Linked DNA regions of Homo sapiens: region 2 is linked to region 1. Evidence: read pairs that join two places in POLR2A ChIA-PET (ENCODE). Cell type or tissue: K562. All regions are shown on one strand. Each heading gives the region's core, and the rest is flanking DNA. Links, peaks and the distances in the headings are about the cores only. Region 1 overlaps SFXN4 (sideroflexin 4). Region 2 has its middle 74 kb from the start of RGS10.

Evidence for each region. Peaks named below come from ENCODE experiments on the same cell type or tissue, not always from the same donor. Only the 100,000 strongest peaks of a DNase experiment are listed, where the experiment ranks them.
Region 2: POLR2A ChIA-PET joins it to region 1 with 5 read pairs; 4 of 35 experiments call an interaction of 5 or more read pairs at or near these places.

What each region holds. Positions count from the first base shown.
Region 1 is chr10:119,157,160-119,160,062 of GRCh38, forward strand. SFXN4 (sideroflexin 4) reads right to left here. Exons shown (of 14, transcript NM_213649.2): 6 at 2,569-2,594; 7 at 850-903; 8 at 712-768; 9 at 509-574. Among named protein-coding and RNA genes, the nearest start is that of SFXN4, 7.1 kb to the right of the region's middle. In K562, for the core only: no CTCF peak of the experiment used is centred there; no DNase peak of the experiment used is centred there.
Region 2 is chr10:119,467,258-119,470,160 of GRCh38, forward strand. No RefSeq gene overlaps it. Among named protein-coding and RNA genes, the nearest start is that of RGS10, 74 kb to the right of the region's middle. In K562, for the core only: no CTCF peak of the experiment used is centred there; a DNase peak (open chromatin) is centred at 1,764.

The DNA of each region.
Region 1 (2,903 bases), core at 280-2,779:
GGCTCATGGCTGTAATCCCAGCACTTTGGGAGGTCAAGGCGGGCAGTTCACCTGAGGTCAGGAGTTTGAGATCAACCTGGCCAACATGGTGAAATCCCTTCTCTACTAAAAAATACAAAAAATTAGCTGGGTGTGGTGGCACGTGCCTGTAGTCCCGGCTACTCGGAAGGCTGAGGCAGGAGAATCACTTGAACCCAGGAGGCAGAGGTTGCAGTGAGCTGAGATCATGCTACTGCACTCCAACCTGGGCAACAGAGCAAGACTGTGTCTCAAAAAAAAAAAAAAAAGAAAATAGAAAAAAATAAAAAGACAACAGTACCATGTATATGCTTAGAAACTTAAACTATTAACATGATTATTTTGGGATAATACAATTACAGGTGACTTTTATTTCCTAGTCATATTTTCTAAATTGTTTAAATTGGAACATAAATTTGTAATTGGAATAAATAAAACTTCCTGGATTCTGAGGAATAAAGAAGATTTGACAGATTCTAAAAATACCTACTCCTAAGAAAGTTGAAGAAGCAACGGCTCCCGCCATTAGTAATGATCTTTCTAGTGGCTTACAAGTCTAAGGAGAAACAAAAGTACTTAATTAGCAAATATCACAGTTTTATCCAGCAAAGATAATTTAAAAACAAACACATACAACAAACTCCAAAAGGAATAACACAAAACCCCACACTCTCTGGGTCTCATAATACTCACGTAACTTCTGTTTCCATTGATGCTGTTGAACGCTGCCATGTAGGCACAGAGGAAAACCTGCCGAGAGGGGCAAATGGATCGCATTTTCGTTTCAAGCATAACAGAATTTAGTAATCGTGAAACAGGAAGAATGGCTACCTGAGGTAAAATCACGGACTTGATCCCTTTCAGTGGCGTCATTGACAAAAATACCTTTTAAGAAGACAGTGGAACAGAGTTACAAGTGTTGCTGTGGAAGGAGAACTTGCAGTAGCAAAGAACTTTCCAGGGGAGAGGGAGAATTGAGCCCCCAAGGAGCTGGGGCAGGAGAGGATGGTGGTGGGTACAGGGGCTGCCGGTCCGTAGACAAGGTTGAGTGAGCACCTGCCAAACACCAAACTAGCAGCTCTAAGGACATCCAGGGTCGAACAGCAGGCCGTGTCTCCAGGGCCTTAGTCCAGCAGGGTAGCTAAGATGTACACATTTGTTAGCTGGGTGCAGTGGCTCACTCCTATAATCCCAGCACTTTGGGAGGCTGAGGTGGGAGGATCACTTGAGGCCAGGAGTTGACCAGCCTGGCCAACATGGTGAAACCCCGTCTCTACGAAAAACAGAAATTAGCCGGGTGTGGTGGTGCACACCTGTAATCCCAGCTACTCGGGAGGCTGAGGCAGAAGAATCGCTTGAATCTGGAAGGCAGAGGTTGCAATGAGCCAAGATCATGCCATTGCACTCCAGCCTGGGAGACAGAGCAAGACTCCGTCTCAAAAAAAAAAAAAAAAAAAAAAAAAGAAGTACACATTTGCTAGGGAAAGCAGACAGGAGCCTGTGGTGTGGACAAGTACCTCCTAGGCTGGGAGTGATGGCTCACGCCTATAATCCCAGCACTCTGGTAGGCCAAACTGGGAGGATCCCTTGAGGCCAGGAGTTCGACACCAGCCTGAGCAATGTAGCAAGACTCAGACTCTGGTAAAAATAAAAAAATTAGCCTGCCATGGTGGCAAGTACTTGTATTCCCACCTACTCAGGAGGCTGAAGTAAGGGGATCCACTGAGCCTAGGAGTTTGAAGTTACAGTGAGCTATGATTGTGCCACTGCACTCCAGCCTGGGCAACAGAGCAAGACCCTATTTTAAAAAACAAAAAACGGTCCAGGCATGGTGGCTCACGCCTGTAATCCCAGCACTTTCGGAGGCCAAGGTGGGTGGATCACCTGAGGTCAGGAATTCGAGACCAGCCTAGCCAACATGGCAAAACCCCATCTCTACTAAAAATAAAAACATTAGCTGGGTATGGTGGTGAGCGCCTGTAATCCCAGCTACTCAGGAGGCTGAGACAGGAGAATTGCTTGAACGAGGGAGGCAGAGGTTGCAGCGAGCTGAGATTGCGCCAGTGCACTCCAGCCTGGGCAACAGAGCCAGACTCTGTCTCGAAAAACAAAAAAAACCCAAAAAACCAAAAAGCACCTCCCAAGGGCCAAGGTGAGAAAAGCCTCACAGGGACAATGCCAGGTCCCAGGTGAGGGGCTGTGTCAGAGGAGGACTTGGTGGCCAGGGGTTTGTGCAGGGAGCTCATCCTAACTCACTGGCCGCTTCTACCGTGCTCTGCGCATACTTGGTGTTCAGAAAAGGGATGACCTTGCCAAGCTGTGGGCCTTCCAGAGGCCCGGATGCCTGACTGGGAGGGTGTGGGGAGGGGGAGGGAGTGGGGACAAGGACGTATGAACAGCAGCCATGGGTTATCAGTGGGGATCCACAACCATCTATCAGGCAGTCATGTGACAGGGGTCCGGAGCTGGAGGGACACAGCTGAGGTTAGGAGGAGAGTGGCCATCTTCCCAAGCCCCTAGTCTCCTAACGGCAAATGTCTGCTTGCTCACCGTGGGTGCCATGAAAGGCAGGAACGCTGGCAGGAAGAGAAGAGAGGAGGTGTCAGTGATCACAGTTGCCCAGGCAGAGGGGGCCAGAAGGGGACTACCCACCTGAACACCTCTTCCCCAGCTTCCAGAAGGCACAGACCTCAAAGGACTTTTTCCACTCATTCTTTGTTTTTCTAATAAAGTGGGGGGTCAAGGTCTCAGCACTTTGGTAGGCTGAGGCTGGAGGATGGGTTGAGGCCAGGAGTTCGAGACCAGCCTCTATTTTGTAGAGGTAGCGAGACCCCCACCTCCATAAAAAATTTAAAGCCAGGTGTGGCGGCATGACCCTGTAGTCC
Region 2 (2,903 bases), core at 211-2,710, 310 kb after region 1:
CCTTACAGTGGGTGGAATGTTCCTTCTGTAAAATAGGGAGCCAGGGGGCAGCTGGACCGACCTGGGTTCAGGTTTTTTTGTTTTATTTATTTATTTGTTTTTGAGACGGAGTTTCGCTCTTGTCGCCAAGGCTGGAGTGCAATGGAGCGATCTTGGCTCACTGCAATCTCCACCTCCTAGGTTCAAGTGATTCTCCTGCCTCAGTCTCCCAAGTAGCTGGGATTACAGGTGCCTCCCACCATGCCCGGCTAATTTTTGTGTTTTCAATAGAGATGGGGTTTTGCCATGTTGGTCAGGCTGGTCTCAAACTCCTGACCTCAAGTGATCCACCTGTCTCGGCCTCCCAAAGTGCTGGGATTACAGGCCTCAGCCACCGCGCCCAGCCTGGGCTCCCAATTTTAACTGAGCATCAGACTCAGCTAAGCCTTACCTTCTCCAGGTGTGCTCTTCAGACCAGCAGCCTCTCCTGGGGGACTTGTCAGGTGGTGGACCCTCAGGCCCTGCTGAGACCTTCTGAATCAGGATCTGCCATTTAACCAGATCCTGCCCCAAAGCACATTCAACATTTAGATTCTCAGACTCTACCCTAGGGAGTTCAAGGTGGCCCAGAAACCAACCACACTCCCAAGGCAGCCCAGAAACCGACCAGCAACAGGGGCTTTGGTTGAAACTTCCCTACGCGGCCCAGAAACCGACCAGCAACGGGGGCTTTGGGTGAAACTTCCCTAGGCGGCCCAGAAACCGACTAGCAGCGGGGCCTTTGGCTGAAACTTTCCTGCTGGACGCCATCGTCCTGGGCTCCTTGGGGAAAGCCCAGGGATGGGTGGCTAGAGTTCCAGTTGTTACTACATGGTGCCTGGATTGGGAGGAGAGTGGCTTCTTTGCCTCTGCTTGGATGGGCCTACTCTCAGCTTTATGGAGTATTCTTTGGAAGTTGTAGGCGACCATTCTCCTGCCATTGAGATCTCTGTCAGGCGGGTTGCTCCCTGCCCTGCCGTCAGTCCTCGAGCGGTTCTGTCTTCACCGAGTCTCTTCATCGTGAGTGCAATGAGCTTCAGAGAAAAGGAAACGTATTGGACTTTCACTTGGAACTCTAGGGCAGGGAGTGGCCTCGCAGGCTGGTGAGAACTGACCGGCCCTCTTTCTCATCTCTCTTGGGTCCACGGCGGTGGATAGGCCTCTTGAGTTTCTCCATCGTCCTGCATCTGGGAATGGCTTTCCCTGCTTCCCAGCACACACGATGGCCCCTCATCTCCCCCCCCACCCCCAGCTCCCAAGTTCACATCCTCTGGCCCAATCTGGGAAGGTGCCCCTCAAACCACCATGGAGTCAGCCATGGCCAGCAGAGCAGGGTAGGCTGGGCACTCACACTGGGACAGCAGGCACATCTTAGGAGAGTGAGGGGGCTGCACACAGATGGGGAAGCCACAAAGACTCCCGGGATAGCAGGGACGAGGGGGGCCCCCAACTTACCTCAGTCAGAGGCAGGCAGAGAACGGCAGATCTGACTACTCCCTGCCTTCCCCACACACCCTCGCAGGGGAGGCAGGCCAGCTAGTACGCCCATGTGTGGGCTGAGTAAACAAGACACAGACACGGTCCCAAGACCACTGGCTTGTACATGGCAAAATTCAGCCCTGGTACCCAAGGCAGAGCCTGGAAGGGAGTAAGAGAGGAGGGACCAGAGCGAGGGAGGAGGGACCAGAGCGAGGGAGGAGGGAACAGAGCTAGGGGGGAGGGAACAGAGCAAGGGGGGAGGGACCAGAGCGAGGGGGGAGGGACCAGAGCGAGGGGGGAGGGAACAGAGCGAGGGAGGAGGGAACAGAGTAAGGGAGGAGGGATGGACCGGCTGGGGGAGCACAGGGTGTGCTTCATGGTTTCAAGCCAGGGCCCAGGTTCTCAACCCTGCTGCTCACCACAGTCACCTGAAGAATTTGCAGAACTAGGGCTGGTGGTGGCCCTGGTGGACACCATTAAGTCAGAACACCTAGGGGTGGGCTCAGCTGTGGTGTCTCAGTCTCAGCGCCTCTGCTGTAAAATGGGGACAATAACAGCCCTCCAACAAGGTTGTCGTGGGATTTAATGAGGTGACCTGGCAGGAGCGCTTCACCGGGGGCCTGGAGGTGGTAAGTGCCAAGAAACAGTGGCCATGTTCCTGTGGTCTCGAGTGATGTTACAACTCCCTGGCAAGGTGGGCAGTGGCACCCGCTATGGAGATGGGCACGCTGACCTGGTTGCTAAAGTGACTCACCCAAGGCCACACATGGAGGAAGCTGCAGCGCGAGGTTGTGGACCCAGCACCCTCTGACTGTGGAGTGTGACTGAGTTGAGTGTCCACACTGCTGCCTCAGTCTCCCAAAGTGCTGGGATTACAGGCATGAGTCACCACACCTGGCCATTTTAAATGTTTTATTAATGTACTGTATGCCAGCATGATATAGGTCAAAGAGTGTTACAGTTCACAAACCACCTTTCCCCACCTGCCAGTCCTGCCCTCCAGCCCTGCCAACACCTGGATTTTAGAGTTCTGGCCTCCAGAACCGTGAGGTCATAAGGAGGTGTTGTTTTAAGCCACCGAGCTTGTGGTAATTTGTTACAGCAGCCACAGGAAACTAATACAACATCCCTTTTTTTAAAAAAAAAAAGAAAAGAAAATTTATTTTATAAGCTCAACACTTTATAAGTCCTCAGATTTCCCTTGTTTATTTCCCTTTGGGCTTTGTGGGTTGTCAGTAAAGTTCCGTTGGAAAACCCTGCCAGCCTCCTTGAAGCCAAAAGAAACACAGAAGCAGGAGCCAGCTTTGCCCACGCTTGGCCAAGGAGAAGAAAGATCGGGGCCGGCAAGGGGCTGAGGGCGGGGCGCTTTGAGCCAAGAGAGCAGGTTAAGACCAGGCTCTGCAACC